2 separate regions of the Mus musculus genome follow, and region 2 is linked to region 1. The links are chromatin loops, found by intact Hi-C in ENCODE. Cell type or tissue: heart. All regions are shown on one strand. Each heading gives the region's core, and the rest is flanking DNA. Links, peaks and the distances in the headings are about the cores only. Region 1 overlaps Nr5a2 (nuclear receptor subfamily 5, group A, member 2). Region 2 has its middle 11 kb from the start of Gm25609.

Evidence for each region. Hi-C counts contacts between places; a loop is a spot of excess contacts. Peaks named below come from ENCODE experiments on the same cell type or tissue, not always from the same donor. Only the 100,000 strongest peaks of a DNase experiment are listed, where the experiment ranks them.
Region 2: a loop joins it to region 1, with 2.6 times the contacts of the local background. A loop is called at or near these places in 2 of 42 quality-filtered maps.

What each region holds. Positions count from the first base shown.
Region 1 is chr1:136,861,551-136,871,924 of GRCm38, forward strand. The region is part of intron 8 of Nr5a2 (nuclear receptor subfamily 5, group A, member 2); the gene reads right to left. Among named protein-coding and RNA genes, the nearest start is that of Nr5a2, 94 kb to the right of the region's middle. In heart, for the core only: a CTCF peak has its summit at 5,357 (motif pointing left); a DNase peak (open chromatin) is centred at 7,621; H3K4me3 peaks cover 339 bases; H3K27ac peaks cover 1,869 bases.
Region 2 is chr1:137,221,223-137,231,596 of GRCm38, forward strand. No RefSeq gene overlaps it. Among named protein-coding and RNA genes, the nearest start is that of Gm25609, 11 kb to the left of the region's middle. In heart, for the core only: CTCF peaks have their summits at 4,477 (motif pointing left) and 5,434 (motif pointing right); no DNase peak of the experiment used is centred there; H3K4me3 peaks cover 260 bases; H3K27me3 peaks cover 1,102 bases.

The DNA of each region.
Region 1 (10,374 bases), core at 751-8,750:
CCTTTGATAAAAGGCTTAAACATAAATATCACATGCGTGAGAGAGACGCCCATATTTACAAATTCTGAATGCCTACAATTCTCTAAGTTGATCTTTCTCATTCAATCTGTAAGGTAGCGCTCTACCTTCTTCTACTGGTGAGTATCTAACAAGGTCCGCTCTTGATGCGTGGGGCTCTTGACTTGATGTACACAGTAATGAAAGCTAGCTATTGATTTTTCTGTAGCTGCTTGTAACTATTATAGTTGATACATCAATAGGAAAGGAAAGCACAATGATTCACAGGAGGCAGAAAATCACAGAATACATGGTGCCCTGACAGTAAATCACGGCATAATCCTAAGAACTGATAGATGGTTCCTGCTAACTCGAAACCCGGGGCTTTCTCTGAAAAGACCGTCCTATTATCGCCCAATACTTCCTACCAGACTGACTGTCCAGAATGGCGCAAAAGGACGCAAGACAATGTTTCATCTGACAAAGCTTTCTCTTTTCCTCGGGGTGGGTGGGGCGGGCTGAGTGGGAATTTGCCGGCTGGTGAGCAGTTACGGGGCCATTTTCCCTTCTCAGTTCCTAGAACAGAGATGCTGTAGACTAATTCCTCCAAGAAAGCTTCCAGGCTAATTTCTGAGAACAGCCTACAATATTGAGAACAAGCAAGAAAACAAACAAACAGAGCTTTGGTTCGTCTCTAAATGCTCAAGGGAGGTGGATGAAACAGATTTCAGAACAGAAAAGATGTACACTCTCAGCTTCTGCCTTATAAAAAAGGTACCAAGTACTGCGAAGTGCTTGGAGACGGGGCAGGGGGCATGCTTGGGGCATGAGGAAGGCCTATGTTTTCTGACAGTCTCTAAATTGGTGAGAGCTTGTGATCCTCTCCCCTACTGCCCAGGAACCAAATCTATATGTCGCCATTCACATATACGCGGCTTAATGTTAAAGCATCCAGCCCTATGTGGTGGCTTTAGTGGTTAAGCCGTCGTCTTACTTGCATCTTGTAACCAGTCCGTTAATTACTAGAGCTCTGAGCATTGCCTGAAGCTTCCCCATCACCTGTATTAATTATTTAACAAGGCGTCATATTTTTAAGTGGTGTTGATAACCATCTGAGATGCTTGACTGTGATAGCAAGGAGCATTAAATATGGATGACGCTCACTGGAGTCGGAAGAGTTGCCTGTCTCTACACCAGGTTGATGCTGTAAAAACAAAGCAGGGGTGGTCTCCCCATTAACTCCTCTATGGACAGTCCGGAGGTTTGTTTCCTCTGGCAGGCACCCGACAAGGGAGGCAGAAGAGGGGTTGGAGGTTTCAAGTTAGCCTTGATTGGTTTCATCACCAGTCTGAATGAAAAAGGGGTGAGTGAGGAGGTAGGGGTGGGAGGAAGAGGGGGGTGGGAAGGTAGAGAGGAGGACTGGAGAGGAGAGCATAGGATGGCGATGTATCTTTCAAACTCTTTGTTGTGGCTTCTACTCAATCCCCATTATTTATCAACCTGCCCATTCACTTACCATCTACGGGCAGTGTGGACCCCTACTATGTGCTTATTTTGCACTATGGACTTCAAACAAGTGACAGAGACGTTCATAGAATAACTTTGATAAAGTCATCCTTACATGGTGCTCAATGGGGAAGGGTTGGCGGGAGGGGTTGCTTCAAGGAAGTCAAGCAGATGTCCGTAAAGAACCAACATGTAGGCCCTAAGTGATGGCCAGGAGCTTACAATAAGGAAATGCAGGCTGAGGCTCCACAGGCACAGCCACCATCAGTACCGAGCCACCATATAGTATGATGCTGTGGCTTTGCTGAGAGTTGCCAGGCTGCTGCACGCAGGGCTCTCTCTTTCCTCCTTGACTCTGGTGCGTGTTAAGTGTGAACACACAGATATGACAGACACCAGCTGTTGGGTGCTTTCAGATAGCCACCAGCCGGTGTCTGACGGACACTCTTCTTTGGCACAAGCACAATGGAAAGAGAGTCTGTACATATCTATCTATATCTCTCTATATAGAGATATATGTACACACACATTTCATCTAATAAGAGCCCTATGACAGTCAGGTGCTAACCACTGATCTTCGGGACAACATGGGAAGTGGTGGGGAAGAAGCCCTGGGTACCCCATCCATGGCTGCATCTGACCCTGTTCTTCCATAATTCCTCCTGACCTGGTCTGGAAATACACAGTACTAGCGTAGCGAGAGACAAGGTGATAAAGGAGGAAAGGATAGAAAATAACCAGAGATCAATGTCAGAATTACTCACTGATGTATACAAAGGGAAGGGCATTCACAAGGAGGTAATCTTAACAAACCAGGTTGTTTTTTGTATTTGAGCAGGGTCCCACCATTTAACCCAGGAAGACCTGGAGCCCAGAATCATCCCAACTCAGCCTTCTGAGCTGTGGCATCCCAGCGCCACCAGGGCCACTATGCTGGACTTATGCTGAAAACAAAAACAAAAACCCCTCCCCTTTCAGCTTGCAATTTATAGAACCCCTCTCGCCCTCCCTGAGCATATTCACACATTCTCTACTCAACAATAAACTCTCTCTCTCTCTCTCTCTCTCTCTCTCTCTCTCATATTCATAGTTTCTTTTTGTTTGCTCGAACATGACTATTAGCTACTTAGTTACCCAATTTTGTTTTTGTCATCAATCAAATCCATATTTAATTGGATATTGGACATCTACTGAATATTCAATAGCTGCTTTACTGACTAGTTACTATGGTTTTGAAAAATAAAAACTTTTGTGTTATACATCCATTATAAGCTTGTTTTAGAACAAGCAATTATCTGTACATGTGTGTCTGTCTGTCTGTCTGTCTGTGATGGTGTGCATATAAATATAGGCACCCTGGAGGCCAGAGGCAGGCAGCAGATGTGTTGCTGGGGTTACAGATGATGTGAGCTGTGCAATGTGGGTGCTAGATAGAACTCAGGCCCCCAGCAAGAATGTCAGATCCTCTTAACCACCGAGCCATCTCTCTGCCCTCAAGAGATTCTCAAAATTTCCAAAGACTAGAGACTTGTTGACTAAATTTTGAGATCCAGCCCAGCTGGCCCTCTAGCCTAGAAACTAAGGACACCATAGACAATGACCAGGAGAGTGGCCACCCTTGTGATTTGAACATAGTATCATCTAAAATTTACTTCCAACTTAATTTTATTTTATGTTTAATGTCCACAAATACCCTTTCTTGTTAGTTGAGAAGAATTTTAAACATGCCTTAGGTTGCCTGAGAAAGGACCAGCGGTAGAGAATGACGCTTGGTTTGACTGGTACCTGTGGATGGCTTTTGTGCAAGCTATTAAAAAAAAAAAATCACACCTATGAAAAACAGCTCTGTAACCGCCTCCTCAGCCAGACTCCGACGGCGGCCACAGCTAAGGAACCAGGGCAGCAGGCTTCGATGCTGTTCTGCTTGGGAGTGTTAAAGACAGGTCAGTTCCCTTAAGAGAATATTTATAAACCAATGCAAAACACAGATAGCTTACTGGCTGTGGATGTAGCATAGCAATTGCATGTTTTACCTGGTATGCACGAGGCCTTTGCCTGGACTCTACCAGTGTGTGTGTGTTTGTATATGCTAAAATTGTATGAATCTCTTAGCTAACAAACACATAGTAAATTTGTTAATACTTAATATAATCTAGTGTCTTGCATGTAGTCTTTCATATTTAGGTGGGTAGGTGTGTGTGTGTGTGCGTGCGTGTACATGCCATGTGGAAGTCAGAGAACAACTTATAAGAATTTTTCTCCCCATCATGTGCGTCTCGGGGTTTGAACTTATGTCATCAGGCTTGGTAGCAAGCATCATCACTAGGTGATGCCAGCTCAGTTACTCCAATAATTTTTTTATAAGTAAACTACAGTTAGATTTGGAAATGAATCTCTGGTAACAATAGAAAATTTATTTTATTTATTACTATTGTTGTTGTTTATCTAGTACAACTCTCCTATAAATTTATCTCTTTTGAAGGTGAAGACTCTTGGGTGCCTAATGTTTGAACAAAGAGCAAAGAAGCCATCCCTGCTGCAGTGTGAGACTAGTTCTTCCAGATGCCTTTGCTATCTGAAACAGCGAAGCTCTCAGAAGCTACAGTGAGAACTTATGTGGACCCCCTATTTTTCAGAAGCATCTGAAAATTCACTCTTTCTGTATACTCTTGGTTTATGTGTCAGAATACAAGGTTAAGATATTCCTGTAACTTAGTATACAGGAAAGTGGACCATCGGCTTTAGGCTCCCTGGAGACGCTCCTGAAATAAGGACACCATACACTGCATATTCTGGTTTAGTTCTGGGCACTACTAACAAAACCTTTCCCCTTTAGTTGATTCAGGGGAACAACATTTAGGAGTAACTGTTAGGACATCGAATGGTGGAGAGTTCTTGGCAGATCATTTATATTCAGATTTCTGGGCTCTACCCATTGACACGTTGCCTATTTCGTGGCCCCAGGCAAAGCTCCAGGAATCGGGGCTTCTCATGAAACCTGGGAAGGCCAGCATGGGCAGCTCCTGGACAATGGTCTGAGGTACTATCACGCTAGCTGTGGCAAAAGGAACTTCTCAGGGCCTGGGCATAGGAAAAGGTGTGGTGTGTCTAGAAGACAGAACAGAAACCAACTGCACGACTTGGCAGAAGTTCCTCGGATTGTTGGGTTGGGTAGGTGTGCTGAGAAGAGAGCAGAGCAGCCTCTCTGTGAGTTTGGAAAGACAAACTGGAGTCAGTTTCACAGATCGAATAGGAAGATGGCTCACCGTTGGGGTGGGAAATGGCATGGCATAGAGCTGACAGAGGCCTGTAAGAACACAAATCATCTGTCCTCCAAGAGAATGTGAGTTCAGCTCCTGGTGGCTTTGAATCACATACAAATCCAGGTGCATGGGGAGCCTAAGGCTATCCTCCACGGGTACTGCATTCAGATGCACAGACTCCCAAAAGACACACACGGTTAAAAAAAAAAAAAACATGTAGAACTATTATTCAATAACAGTAAGCCTACCACAAAAATGCATTAAAATGATCAGAATGATGGAAGTGAATAAAACCTGACACTTGACAAACATACTGTATTACACAAGCCAAACTTCCAAAAATTAACTAAATAGCACATTACAAAAGGAGTCTCTGTGACATGTGGCTCATAATTTACATTCCGGAAATGAAAGCATGGCCAAACTGATATTTGCTTAGAAATTGAAAGCCCACTGCTTGAGAAACCACAAATTTTTAAAGGCCCAAGAGCAGAATAGAGATATGAGATATTTGGAGGTGAATACGGGCCCACGAGAAAGGGCCACTCGGGCTCTGGCAAAGACGCTTGTGGGAGTGGCGCCCCCTAGAGTTCTGAAAGGTAACAAGCATGCCCTTCTAGACTCCCTGACCGCCATTGTCTCTGCAGTTAACAATTATAGTTGTGCCAAGAGGCAACTTTCAAACCCCAATTCTTTCCATAAAAATATAACAGATCAAGAAGTGTTCAACTCAAGAATCTATCTAGAGTGCGAATAAATTAATAAAGAAGGGGATCTACTGAAATTGAAGGCAAAAAATAGCTGCATATCTTCAAAGTCAATGTATTTTCTTTGCTTTCTATACAAACAAAAACCATACTAATTTCTGAGAGTTCATAATTATTCTTATAAGAGGTACAAATATATTACATTGTTGACCAGATGTGAAAATATTTGTACCTCTTATGAAAATATGATGGTTTATGTTCTAGGCTTCTGTCAGCTCTTGTGAAAATAAGTTTTGCACTGTTTTAACTCCAAACTAAACTACAGAAAAGCGATTTCAGGTATCAAGGGAATCAGGTGGCCAATTATACATTAATTCACTTAAAAATATTCAGTGTAGAAGATGTCAAGAAAAGGCACTGCAGTGTAAAAACAAACTATATAGGAAGTCGCTAGAAAAGTGTGGCCAACAGATGTCTGTGGAGAAGTGACACAGCTTCCCCGAAGGCTGTCAACGAAATCCTGCCCACTGAAGAGAAACCACCCTCACAAACGACAGAATTTCAGGTCCGTGAAGTAAATCACGTTCCCCAAATCAATTCCTAAACACAAAGCAATTTCAACCAAAATCCCACCTTAGCTGTCTGTGGAAGAATAGCCCAAACCTGCAACTTCTGTGGGACGGGGAAAGCCAATGATTGAGACCAATTAGCCAGTCTTCAAGATTCATTCTAAGGAGCTGGGCACACTGGTGCACACTTTAAATCACAGCACAGAGGAACTAGAACCAGATGGGTCTCTGGGAGCTTGAGTCCAGCCTGGACTACAGAGTGAGATCTGGACAGCTAAAGCTAGATAGAGAGAAACAGAAAGGTTCCTGTAAGAAGGATGAAAACACATGGAACTTTGCTTTGAAATTACCAAAGGGGGCAGTGACATAAGATATAAAATTCAGAAAGAGATCCATATGCATGTACAAACACACACACACAAACACACACAAACACACACACACACACACACTCTCTTTGAATATATAAAAGATACAGCATTAAAATAAGAAAGTATTTTATTTATAAGTAGCATTGGAACAATTAACTACCTATAAAAGAAAAATAAAATCTCATGCACCATACACACACACACACACACACACACACACAAAACACTAGTCTGAATATTGTAATAATCTAAATATGAAAATATACATCTTCATTTTGATGTAGTGTTCCTATCTGTCCAAAGTAAACTATAGAAAATCCATTCCAAATGATTGGTAAATGCTTCTTTTCCTCAAAAACTACTTAGCTTTGCGGTTATTGACTAATTGGAAGATATCACGGGAAAGGATTGTACTGTAATAAACACAACAGCACAGACATACACCCACACAGACACCTTAAAGGCTGAGGGTTCCCTAAAGAAAAAACCAACAGCAAGAATCACACAGGAAAATATGACTATGGCTACTTCCGTGAAAGAGACAGAATTCACCCCTCCAGTTACCCTTAGAGAAAAGGGAAGGACCCTGTGAGTGAGAAAAGCATATATTCCCAATGGGCTAATGACGTGAGCCGAGAGTTCAGAAAAACAGGAGAAGGGTGTTCCAAGCCACTGATAATCACAAGTACAAATTCTAAATGACAACTTACACTAATTAATGAAATAACTAAGAGTGTTGATTTTTGATTAGAGGTAATGGGGCCTCTTGTTTACTCTGCATTATAATATGGCCAAGCTGAATAGGAGAATATTTTTAAAATTTCTATAGAAATGAAAATAATTTCCTGATAACATAGTAGAATAAGATATGTAGAGGACTGGTTTGTAAATAGCCATGAACTGGAGAAAGAATCACCCAATGGTGGTGTTCGCCGTGTAGTGAACGAATGTGAGAGGTAGCAATATGGGGGGGGGGGGGCAGGTTTCCCTAGGATTCCAAAGATTCTCAAACAGAAATCTGGAAAATACACCCTGGGGCAATGAGAGCAAAGCAAGATGTTTTTAAATGCTAAAGGCAGTCTTCTTTTGTAAGAGAAGAATAAGCTGCTGCAGCTACCTCATTGAGAGAGGAATTTCCTTGAAGTTATAATTAGAAACGATACTGTTACAGTATCCAGGGGCCCCAGGTCCACTGATATGCACGGCTCTGGACCGGCGCCAGCACATATGGGTATTCCATCTATCTCGGAATTCTTTGTAGCCAACAACAACAGCTTATTTTCTCTTAATTTTAGGAGAAATTGCTAATTACTAAAACTCTTTCCTGGCTTTCTTTTTATTTTCCGGTTCTTCAAGTTTTTGATCCCAGACTCTGACCACTGACCCTTCTGCTCATCATAAAGGTTTGTCGAGATAGGAGCGGGAGACAGGTGGCCAGCATAAAACATCCTTACCCTGTTAGCTACAGTGTGTCTGACTTTGCAGTGATCAAACTGGCAAGTCCATTCTCCAGACTGGGAAACAGAGAGCAAGTGTCTGAAAGCTGCCGAGCTTTGGACGGGCTGCAGCCGAGTAAGGAAGGGTAAAGGCAAGTAGCTGGCCTGTACTCAGCTTCTGAGGGTCTAGAAAGATTTGATTCCCTCCAGGCTCCTGACTGGTCTACTTTAGATTGAATTACCATCGTTGTAACTGACAAATGTGGAGATTGCCCTTATAGTTTCCCTTAATCAATTAGCCGGAAAAACAGTTGGGAGTTGTGCAGAAATCTGGCCTTTGGTGTCTAAAGTGTGCAGAGCTCTTACTTATTGCTACCTACTTCCCGGGGTGATTTTGATGTGGTTGGACTTCCCCGGCTCTTGGGAAGATAGCATAAGGACAGCGCATGAACTGTATCTTAACTTGCTGTGATGCTCAGAAACAATGCGTACAAATTACACTGTTCACGGGCGGTCATAAGTGAATGTGCCAACTAAGCAAGCACTGCTTTCTAATACGAAGGGCATTCCAGGAATGATGCTAGATGCTCAAGATACAGTGTGAAGGGCGAGCTGGTCCTCCAGCTGTGGACCCACAAAACAATTACAATAGAAAATGATAAATGGAGCACTGTCAAAGAAGCAACACAGAAGCGGAGGGAGAGATGAGTGAAAGATGAAGCTTACACCCACAGTGCCCACGGCAGAGGTTCTGGAGCCTGAAGTTTGATAGCTAAGGAAGCTGTCACTCAGGACGAGCCACAGTGTCACAGGGAGGATGCTTAGCTCCACCTCATCCCAGGTGCTTGGATTCTAGATGGTAGGACCAAGACCTCCGATTTTGAAGTTCATCGTTTTGTCAATAAAAATATCTCAAAACATACACGAGCTTGCTTGTTTATTTGTTGATCTAATGATTAGCAGGGCCTTATTCATGCAGCCCAGGCTGGGATTAGAGGGATGTGCCGCTTATGCCTGACTCACAAATTCATAGTTTGCGCTCTACTCCTTACTCTCTCACTCTGCTTGGTCCTGTGAATTTGAGGCTAGCGATGTGAATAAAGGGGAAGCATTTGAGGCTGTATTGTAATGTAGCATTTGAAAGCTACTGCATTCAGTACCACTGGGAGACAGGGCATAACTTTAATGTTACGTGATAGGCAAAGTTCGATGTTCAATGTTGAAGACACTTCCTAAACAGAAAGGTGGCTCCAGAGGCTGGAGGGAAGGGAAAATGGGAATTACACCTTCATGGGGAAAAAGTTTCAATTTTGGAAGGAGAGGGACAATGGTTATATAACAACATATATATGTTTAACCTGTATGCTCAAAATTATATAAAATGGGAATTGATGTTGTATAAATTTCGCTACAAGTTAAAGATGGAAATAAGCCTAGTGGGTCGTAGGTCAGAGACAGTGTGCTGTACTGTGTGAGGCTCTCACCTCTCAGAGACTTGGTAACGTATGGAAGAGGAGGCGTCTAGTCAGTTCTCTGAAAAGCAACTGTCCTGGTCGTGTAATGGAGTCGTGCCCAAGTCAGCAATGTATTTCCAAAAGAAGTTACATATGTTTCTCAAACTTCCCAGGTAGAGGCAGGAAGATCAGATTCTGGGATATGTAAGACCTTGTCTTGAAGAAAAAATAAAAATAACTCCCCAAAAGGTTAGATTAAAATAAAAACAGCTTGTGTGCACACAGACCGCAGGGGGTGGGGGTGGGGAGGAAAGAATATGCCCTTAATATAGGTATTAGTGTTGCCAGCACAACAGTTATCTCTCTTAGGATGAATATCAAAGAGAAAGGTTTATTTCAGATGATCTACTGATGCTTCTACATATAAACAATATAGGGCAAAAGACAAACAACTGAACTGCAGCCATTCCTTCCTGGTTAGGAAGAACTGTCCCAATCTGAGCCCAACACTGGCCTCCATAGAAGGCACACCCTTCCTCAGAGTTTCAGCCAACCTAGTGCAAATGATAAGTTGAGATACAAGTTAAGATACAGTTCATGCGCTGTCCTTATGCTATCTTCCCAAGAGCCCGGGAAGTCCAACCACATCAAAATCACCCCGGGAAGTAAGTAGCTGTAAGTAAGAGCTCTGGACTCTTTAGTGCAAATGAACACAGGTGGACTGATTAATGTCTTACAAAGACCAAGCCCCTGGATCGCATAGAACCTACCGGGGTTCGAGGGGTTCAAATGTAGCACATAATAGCTCTGTGGCATGTGCGGTGCCAGGGCACCCGTTCTGTCTTCTCAGGTTTACCCATCCCAATGATGACATTTTTAAATAGCCTGGTACATGACTACCTTCCATGAAGTAAATAAAATGTGATCTAAATTCTCCACAAGCGCGCGATTTCCCTAACTGTCGAAGTCCATTCTGTGCATGTTCCCCACAGTGGAGTTCGCTGCCCATCCTGAGTCTATTTGGGTCGAGGTCGTTTAACCCCTGTCAGCCTCCATTTCCTGCTCCTAATA
Region 2 (10,374 bases), core at 1,256-9,255, 360 kb after region 1:
GGGGAGCTTAGTTCTCCAGCTTGTTAGCAGCCAAGGAACTATGGGTCAGGAGGGGGCACCTCTTAGAGAGCCACAGCTGCCAGGCATTCTGCCTCGCTTGCCAGTCGGGGAGGCTTGGGTGTCCATCGCTACATTTCTCACAGCCAAGTTTAAAACAATTTCAAGGAAGCAAAGTATTCAATTAGAGATGGTTGAGGAAACCAGGCACGTATCATCTGTGTCGGCAGGAAAAAAAAAAAAAAAAAAAAAGAAAATATTTAGCTTTTGCAAGCTGTGAGCACTTAACGCCCCGCAGGATGGTATTGCCTCACGGAAGCGCAAAAGAATCCACTGAATACCTCAGAGAGATTAATTTCCCTAGGAAGAAAAATAAAACAAAGGAAGAGCCTCAGATCACATTTAAATATTTCCTTGCCAAGGCTTGGGGGAATTCTAGCGTTCCTCCCTCGCAGAGGAAAGCTTTTGTGCCTGGGAAAAGGGCAATGGGGACCCGGGGTGCCTGGGAGGATGGAGGCGAGGGAGGGCTGGCCTCTAGAGGAAGGGGCGTTTCAATAGCAGCACAGGTGCAACTGTTTGGAGTGAGTGATGGCTTTACAAATGACCCTGGCACAGAGCAGAGGAAACCCAAGGAGAAGATGAATTGAATTACAGCTCCAGCGTGGATACATTTGATTTTTGCCGCGGCGTCTAATGGATTGTGGGGCTGGCTGACCAGCTGGGGGAAGGTCAGAAGACCGAGGAAATGGGAGGGGCTAGTGATGAGCAGTTTTCTGGACCAACCGACCCGGGATAAGCTTTAGGTTGTGGGTTTTGGGACGGAGTGTTTGGAGTAGGAACGACCTCTGGTCGTAATCTCCTTTATCTGTGAACACTAATTGTGTTTCACGCTAAGACACTGCCAATCTCTGAGTTCACTTGAACACAAGGGAAGGCAAGATGGGCTAAGGGGTAACATATTCACCTTATTTTCTAAGACACATTCACATTGCTAAAGAGAATTAATAGTTTTTCACTTCAACTGAAAACATGATTTGTTTTTAGAAAAATTGACATCATATACTTTTTCTATGGCACTCCCCACTGCTGTGATATTTTCCTTATGCATATTTTATCATGCATACAAAATTTTCTAATATTGTCAATATGACTTCATATTTCCTTAGAATGTTAATCAAATCAATTGAGGAGTGTGATCACCTCACTACTCAGATACTTAATTAATTTCTTAAAAACATGAATTTATCTTTAGATAATTAAAAGTTTTAGTCATCCAGTTGCTCGGTTTTTATTTAGTTACTTTCTCATTTCCCCTCTTTTAATTCTGTCCGTGTAAAGTCTGCGCCCTTGTCTGCCTCTGCGTTTTGAATTACGTATTGTAATATTTTTCCCAATGTCCTTTCAGATAACCAGGAAGGAAGCAACCCCATATATCTCCAGATCTAGACAACATGGTTTTGATTCAGAAAATGCATAGTACGTCTCAAAAGTAGACAAGGCACTGCAGATTATAGAAATTACAGTGAGAAGAAATATGAGTAGTTTCTAAATTATCCTGAATTTCTGAGTGAGTGAGACAGACTTGTATTCCCATCCAGGCTGGCTGACTTCTTGTGGCCAGAGGACCCAGTGTGGCACCTGTCCAGAGTCACCGATTCCTTATCTGTAAAACAGAAACCATCCAGATGGGTTGTAGGGTTGCAGTGAGAACTGACTGAAATGTCTGCTCAATGCGGGGCTTCTTCTTGGCTGTTCTAGGCTTCCCACCCGTCCTGTTTTAACACTATGTTGACCAAAACTGTGGTACCCCAGAGGACCACTCTGCGAGGGTCTGTAGTCTGGAGTTCAGTCTAGCTGGGAATCCGAGTTGTGTTACTTTACTCAGCTCATTTGCCTGAGTCCACGTGCCTCCAGGGATCACACTGGTGTAGACGGGCTCTTCCCATCCATGCTGACCTCCATCTGGGCCACCGGTAACGTAGTGTGCTATCATCTGATTGGCCAGACCCACCGGAAGCCTGCTGCTCGGCACTCTAAGGTCTCAGTGTTTCACTGTGACTTCCACGAGGACGTGGACTACCACAGAGAGACCTGTATCTGCTGTCTACTGTGAGCTGATAAGAAAACACTTGAGAGCCACTTTAAAGGCACCAAGTACTTAACAAACGCTCATTAAGTCTGTGCCTTCCCTGGATACTACAATTACCTTGTGTGGTGGGTTTTTTTTTTTTTTTTTTTCTTCTTCCTTTTTCATTACGTCTTACCACAGGCCTTTGAAATAAAGAGCTAATTGCTTGGCTTAATAAACTTCTCCCTCTGACAGTCTATTAACTATTTTGCCCTTTATAAATATCACCTTTGAGGTCTTCCTGATTTTTCTCCTTAAGGTTTTCCCTGCGGAGCCCAGCACCAACTGTCCAGAGGTAGGAGAGTCTGGCTTTTCTTTCAGTACTCTGTTGTTTATTTATTTTTATTTTTCAATTAGCAACACACTTTGCCAAGGCCTTTGAGAGACTAAAACCACAGCTAACGTTAAGAACAGTGGCTTTGAGTATATTCTGTGAGCAATATATTCCTCAGGGTGTCAGAACCCCTGAGCTCTGTGGAAGGATTCTCCAGCACCTTCTATCCATGCACAGGGCTCTCTTTCTGGAACTCCATCTCTGTTGTTTGCATGGGATTCTTCCTCACGTTGGAATAGGTTGCCTGGAGAATCTACACTTTTGCTCTGCCCAGCTCTATCTCTCACTCCACAGCAGTAATCATGCTGTCTGCAGCAATGTGCTCTCTGATGACACGGTCTTCTCACTCACTTCCCATTAGAACCTTACAGGCTTTCATCCATCCCTATTTCCTACAAGACTTTCTGTTCTTTGAGACCAAGCTTCATCTGCCTGCATCAGGGGCTCATTTCAGCACCGAGTGGGCTGGCAGTCATGTGCCCAGCAGAGGGATTTACTTTGCTAGTGATATGGGGATGTGGGTAGAAGCTGAGCCTTGTCAGATGGAGGGCAACCTTTCGTGGATGCCTCTTAGAACATCAAGTTCATTTCTTCTTCCTCCCAACATGAGTGACAGGCAGATAGTTTGCTTCTCTGATGCCCAGTGGTGGCATCCAGTGTTGGGGACTTCATCAGCACAGTAGAATGACCTCACCAAAGGGGAGATGTGGTTCTCATCACACGAAGACACACTGTAAATATGAGCACTCTCTTGTCTGTGAGTTCATCTGCCTCAGAATTTAGGCAGGAGGACTAATTCATTCTCCAAGCGCTCGCTCTCGCTCTCTCTCTCTCTCTCTCTCTCTCTCTCTCTCTCATCTTGTGCAATGGGAGTCTAGGGAGGGAGAGTGTTGAGTTTGAGCTGGGGGCTGAAGAATGAGAGCAGAGACAGCACAAAGAGGAGAGACATCCTTGCCTTTCATGGGGCATCAGAATTGTGGACATTCATGTGGAGAAACAGGACAGGGTTGTTGGTGAGCAATGCAAAGTAGACACTGACATTCTTCAAGAGCCAGCATGTTCCAGTTAGTCAGCAAAAAGATTTTTTTCATTATTTGAAGGAATATTATATTACATTATGAAATCACAAAACTAAAGGAGGTAGAAGAAAAATTTGAGAACATTTAAATGTGGTTTCTTTGTTTTACTAAGACTTTCCCCAAAGCGTTCGTGGGCCTTATTCCTATTTTGCCTCCTACATTACTTTGGTAATTGTGTAGAATTACAGTGAGAATGGTCATGTGGCAAGGAGTTCATATACAGGCCATGGTGGCAGCTAACACATTGAACAAGACTGTCAATCCACCTAAGGACTTGGGTGAACAGACAGAGCTAATCTACCTGACAAACGTGTGGATAGCATTTTCTCCCTTCTCATAAGCAACACGCACCTCACATGACACTTTCAGTGGGAATCCTTAAGAACATCCTTATAAATTGCACACACACTTTTCTTCCCTGAGAAAAGAACATTAGGCGTTTGTAGAGCAGAATTCGTTCATGATTTTGGGTGATAACAACCCAGATGCTTTGTTGATTCTTAATTTTCCCAAAACTCATTCATTCTTCATCGAATCAGCACTTGTTTTTTGTGTGCGCTCTTTGAAATATTCCACATCTATAAGACATATGCTGCTCTCCAGTTCTGTATTCCCAGGTTTAGCCGTTCGAACCTTGCTCTCTGAAGCAGTAACATATTCTTTCTCACGAACTGACTGCAGTCACCTCAAATTCCCCCAGCACAGTTTTCCTTAACTAACCATGACACTTGGGGAAAGCCAGTGTTTTCTTAATGGCTTTAGCCCTTTTTTAGAGCAGGACAGGGTTTCCAGTCACCAGGCCAGACAACACTGAAGTTCCAGGCTTCTTTGTGGTACACACTGCGTTCACCCAGGGTCTGGAGAACTTCCTATGCTTCTGATTGTGTCATTGGGATTAAGGATGTAAATTGATGCTAACTGCGTGACTGACATCTAGTGGATAAAAGCCAGTGGTGCTGTTTAGACCAGTTTCTCTCCCATCTAATCCCTTTCTGCCCAATAGGCTTTCTTAGATGCAGCAATCTTTACCTATATATAGGAAAATTGAAGTACAGAGTCATACCACTAGAAGGAAAAATGGGGGCGGGATGTCGGACTCTTCTATAAATGAAGACTATTTCCTTTGTAGAGACTTGTAAGAGTGTACCGTATCTTGGAGTTGGAACAAAACCCCTGTGATTGTAGATTTACCTTGTTTATTGGAGAGCATACAGCACAATGGCCAAAGAGAATTTCAACGTTATTATTTTTTTATTGTGTTTTTAAAAATTTGTTCACTTTGCATTATCTTTATAAACACACTGTAAAAAAATTGGAGCTTTGATTCTGATATTACTACTATATATGAATATTATAATCCCTTGTTAATATTGTTCTGTTCTTAGACTCAAATACCAATAAACATTAGAATAAATTTTAAATTATTTGTGTCCTTTGCCTGCTGTAAAACTTTATCTGTTATTATTAAAGGTATAAAAAAGAGTTGATTTTGCCAGGAAGACTTTTAAAAACAGATTTATTTATTTTATTTAACTAGGGATACATCATAAGATTCTGTTTCAAAACAGGACTTATTTTTCAAAATTGTGTGTGTGTGTGTGTGTGTGTGTGTGTGTGTGTGTGTGTGTATAGTTGTCCACAGAGACCAGAAAAATTTAGGCATAAAATATTTTAGAAATACACGCTTATATAGGTATTAGAATGTGGATGTCTTTAGAAATGTAAAATCTGATTTTCAAAATATGGATGATTGAACAATGTGGCATAGTGGTTTATTTTTATATATCCATTTTTCAAAGTTAACTTTAATGAAGATTTATAGTTTGTTTTTATTTTATATGTGTGGTATGACTGTTTTGACACCATGTATGTGCACTATGCATGCAGTACCTGTGGAGGCCAGAAGAGGGCACTGGGTCCACTAGAACTAGAGTTAGAGACAGTCGTGAGCCACCATGTGGGTGCTGAGAATCAAACCTGTGTTCCCTGAAAGAGAAGCCAATGCTCTTAACTACTGAGCCATTTCTCCTGGCTCTGTCAAAGTTAACTTTTTAAAAGAGAGATTCGTTGATTTTTATTTTGTATGTATGTGTGTTGAGTCTGCTTGTATGTAAATACACCCGGAGACTGCCTGGTTCTGAGGAGGTCAGGAGAGGGCGCTAGAACCCTGGTTGTGAGTTAACCACGTGGTGCTGGGAGTAAACCTGTGTCCTTTGCAAGAGCAGTAAGTGCTCACGACCTCTGCAGCTCATCAGTTAAGTTTCAGTTGCTAGAGAAGACCTTGGCATTCAAGTTGTAGATTTTGTTTGTTTGGTTAAATGTGTGTTTTCTGAGAGAAGTTTTCTTCAGAAGAAAATTACTTCTCTTCGTATTCCATTTCCTCTTTGAAAAGCTAAGAAAGGTTGAGCAAAACCCAAAGCCCCACCTCACCGAGCATCTGGTGGCAGCCTGCAGCAACAGCTGTGTAAGGAAGGGAGGAAAGCCACGTCGATGTGTGTTCACTCTTCCAACTGTCACTTATACATGACCCTCACTCCTGTGCCTTAAGTCCCCTATGTCCCCTGGGAATGGCTAGAGGCAGCTTGGCCATGACTGACCTTTGATTATCAGGTCACAGTCAAAAGAATTTACATTTCTCACTGGTGTGGAGAGGAGAGGCTCTTAGTTTGCTGTGTGAGCACTGTTAATGAGAACAGTTTCCTTGGCAATGAAGTAACAAAGCCAATTATTATGTGACATGTAAATTATGCCTGGCTCTTCTTTTTTTTTTAAAAAAAATTTGAGTTATAATTTGCATGTAGTTGAAAGGCAGCACTGCATTTAATGAGTGATCTGCACATCACAACCTATGTCATGTATAAACAGTACTTCCGTCTCCTAACTATTTTTGTCTGACCTAGAGTTTGATAGGGACAGAATCCCACAGTATGCACTCCTCATATGCAGTTCCTCTGTGGAGTTTTCAAAGTGCGTTCATGTTGTTGTCATGTGACTTGTGTCATGCACGTCACCTTTTTGTTACTGGGTGACTTTTCATTATTGGGTGATATTGGACATGCCCAGTTTTCCTTCCTCAGCAAGTGTGCTGTCCTTGAAATACCAAGGTTACCAACACAGGTTCTCCTTCATTCAATACTACAAACATGTCAGATAGTTTCAGAATGTTACAATCACATCAACATACTAGATCTACTTTGTATCAGCATCTCTATCCCAACTTTGGGACTCTACGCTATTCAGAAGTTTCTTGGAGTTAGTTTTGTTTAACAGTGATTATAGAAGTCTTTGAAACGCAGTTCAGTTGCATCGAATTGTTTGTTTGAATTTTGACTTACTTTTCCCCCCTTTCAGCACTTTAAAAAAAGCATATAATCAATAGGCACATATACACAAACATATTTTAATATTGTATGCACAATTGCATTTGCACTTTATGACCCAATTAAAAAACATTTTTCTTATTAAGTGAATTAGTTTCTCATTTGATATTGCAACTGCTGTATTTGGTCTCCTGTTTGGTTGTGATGCAATTACCATTTATATTATTTTATGTTTAGTGTTTGTGTTTTATTACATCTTTCTACTAGCTGAATTTTTCCCAGGAACTTAGAATTTGGTCCTCTTGTGCCAATTAATGTTGGATCCACTTTTTATTATTATGCACTCTGCCATCTTTAAATATTATTTTCTGACTCACATTGAACCATTTAAGTCAGAAAGCTAAGAGTTTTTTTTTTTAACCTATGTTCTACATCTATGAAAACAAGTCCCATCCACATACTACATACACAGTGTTCAGAGGCTCATCATTATAGACTTACTTCTGCAGAGATAAATATCCCAGCTGTGGCCATCTCTCCTTCTGTCACAGATACCCCAGGCACGTTTGGTTTGACAACAGTATTCTTTAGGATATCACCCAGGAGAGAAGCATGTTCAAGCTTTTAGGAATTCCACTCTTTTTGAGCCGTACTGACACCACTGATATTTGACCTACATTTGGGTGGATATGAACTCTTCAGCTCGGGATTTCCGGAGATTTTGAGAACTTTTTAGTTTCTTTGTGGCTTCTGGAAATGCTCTTGCTTTTGGAGTCAGCAAATAGATTTTCTTTTTGTCTCAGGACCTGAGGGTTTTTAACTTCATCTGTAAACTTTGAATGTTTTCACTGATGTCTGCCCTGGACTCCAGGTTTCTGAGCCTTTCCCCAGCTCTCCACTGCATCTTCCATATGTAAAGCCAGTTTCTTTTATTTCTATAATGTCTTCTTTGGTTGTAGTTTTTAACATTAATCTTTTCCTCTATTTCATGGTTTCCTTTCTTTCTCCTCCCCCTTTCATCCCTTTCTCTCCCTTAGGAGCTCCAGTAATTTACAACTTTGATCTTTCCTTGTCTTCATTTCAACCAGTTTTTCTTTGAATGGTTTTACAACTTCATTTATTTACATATTAAATAAAAATGGCTTTATTATTTTTTATTTTTAATATTGCAATAAAATGACATCATTTTCCCCTTCCTTTACCTCCTTCCAAACTTGCACATATGTCTTTCCTTACTTTCTTCCAACTCCATGGCCTTTTTCACTAATTGTTATTACATATGTATATGTATTCTTAAAGCTTTAAGTCAGGTTTTTGGCTTGAGAGATAGCAAAGGGTCAGAGAGGTCTATGGATTAGAGAGGGAAAAAGTAGGAAGCAAACGATGAAGTGATTATTATGGTAGCCAAGAAGGAGGGATTGGTATACCCCGTCCAGTCCATCTGATAAGCCTTTGGCAATGCCATGAGGCATGCACTACTGAGCCATTAGCGGAGACATAGGAACCCAGGTCGACAGGTGTTTTTGGTTGGGTTAGGAGTAAGGCCAATGTGTCTTTAAATCTCTATCATTTCTGACAGTTTGATCTTGGGCAACATCTTCATGTTCTCTAGTACATAGCTGTCTCTGATGCAAATTAAAAATAAGTTCCTATAATTCTGTTGTGAGGATAGAAGATAGTAAAATGTAGGTTTCTAGATAAGGCAAGGGATCACTACATATCTTTTGATATGTATTTTAGCAGAGGTAGTAGATTGATTTTATTTTTAAAGTCAAAAAGAAATGCATTCGTTATTTTTCTAGTTCATTACCCAGTTCATTCCATCAGTTGATTAAAACTAATTTATTGATGGTAGAAATACAGACTGGTATAGCCCCTATAGAAATGAGTGTGGAGACTCACTCTACAGGCACTGGGAAGAGAGCTACCTCAAGATCCAGCTACACCACTCTTGAGCCTATACCCAAAGGACCATGCATTTTGCTACAGAGATACTTGCAAATGCAAGTTCATTGCTGATCTACTCATATCTGCCAGAAATAAAAAAGCCTAGATGTCTGTCAGTTGCTGAATGGATAATGAACATCTAGTATATTTATACAATGGGATGTTAAAGAGACAAAATTATGTAACTCACAGATAAATGGACGGAGCTAAATAAAAAAATATTCCGTGAGGTAACCCAGACCCCTCAAAAGAAATATGTTTTCTCTTATATATATGGATGTTAGCTTTTAAGCATTTGATAAACATGTTATAATCCATGTAACCACAGAAGTTAGGCATCAAGTAAGGGACTAGGAAGGAGGGGAGGATCTCCAAAGGAAGGGGACGAAATACGTAATGATAGAGACAGAGGAGAGACTGGAGTAGGTGGGGATGAAGATGGGAGGGAGAGTAGGGGGATGCAAGGAGGGACAGCGAACACTAAGGCCATTTGAGGGGTCTTATGGAAACCTACCATTGTAGAAGTTTCCTCAAATATATACATAAACAAAAGAGGTCTAAGTGGAGTCACCAAATAACAGGGGAGACAACGTCTCAAATAGATACTTTTCACCACCAAGTGAATCTAGTGCTCAGAATGGGTTATGTAAAGTTTAGTCACTGGTCAAAAGGGTCCCATGAACACCCATAAGCAGTCCAGGCTATTGTCAAGGTGGTTGATTGCTCTCAACAAATTGATGATAAGGCCCTGTTGTTGAGGACGACACTCACGTATCTTGTTGAATACAGATTAATCAATCTGGTGCCTAACTCGGGGCCTTAACCCCTACTGACTAGTGCTTGTAGTACTGGGAGGTACTCTGCACGTTCCTGGAGGAGAATCATAACCCCCAACCCAACTACAAACACTGTGGCCTACGATGGTACCTTGTTTGCATGATATGCCAGTGCAATAATGGCACACACGTTTTGTGAGTGACCAACCACTATCAGATTAAGGCAACTCTGTGGGATGCAACCTATGCCTGACACTACTTAGATAGCCAAGAACCTGAGACGAGATAGGCATGGGCCTAGGGGGAAGGTAGATACTATTGTTCTGCTAAAGGAAGTTAGCAATCAAGGGACCTGTCAACAATATTCTTCGATACCTATAGATCAATGCCTCTCCCAGCCATCATCAGAGAAGCATTCTCCTGCGGTAAATAGGAACCAACATGGAGACCCCCAACTGGATAAATGTGCAGGAAGGGAGAGATTTTGAAACATTCAGTCCTAATGGGATGTTTATACCAAAAGGTTGTAAAAGCCAGAGAGGATGAGTAATACCAAGGGATTAGCGTGAAGACTCCAAGAGTCAGTCCAAGTGAAGGGTCTAAAACCAAGCCCAACAGGACTGCTGAGATACGCTGGCCTGTAAACAGTGTAGGCAAGTGTGCCGGAGTTCAGATCCTTAGCACCATGTAAAAAAGACAGCTGCATGCACAGACACAGGCAAATTCTAGGAACTCACTTGCTAACCAGCCTACTCAGGGGCTTACCCCAGGGTATAGTGAGGGCCCTTGTCTC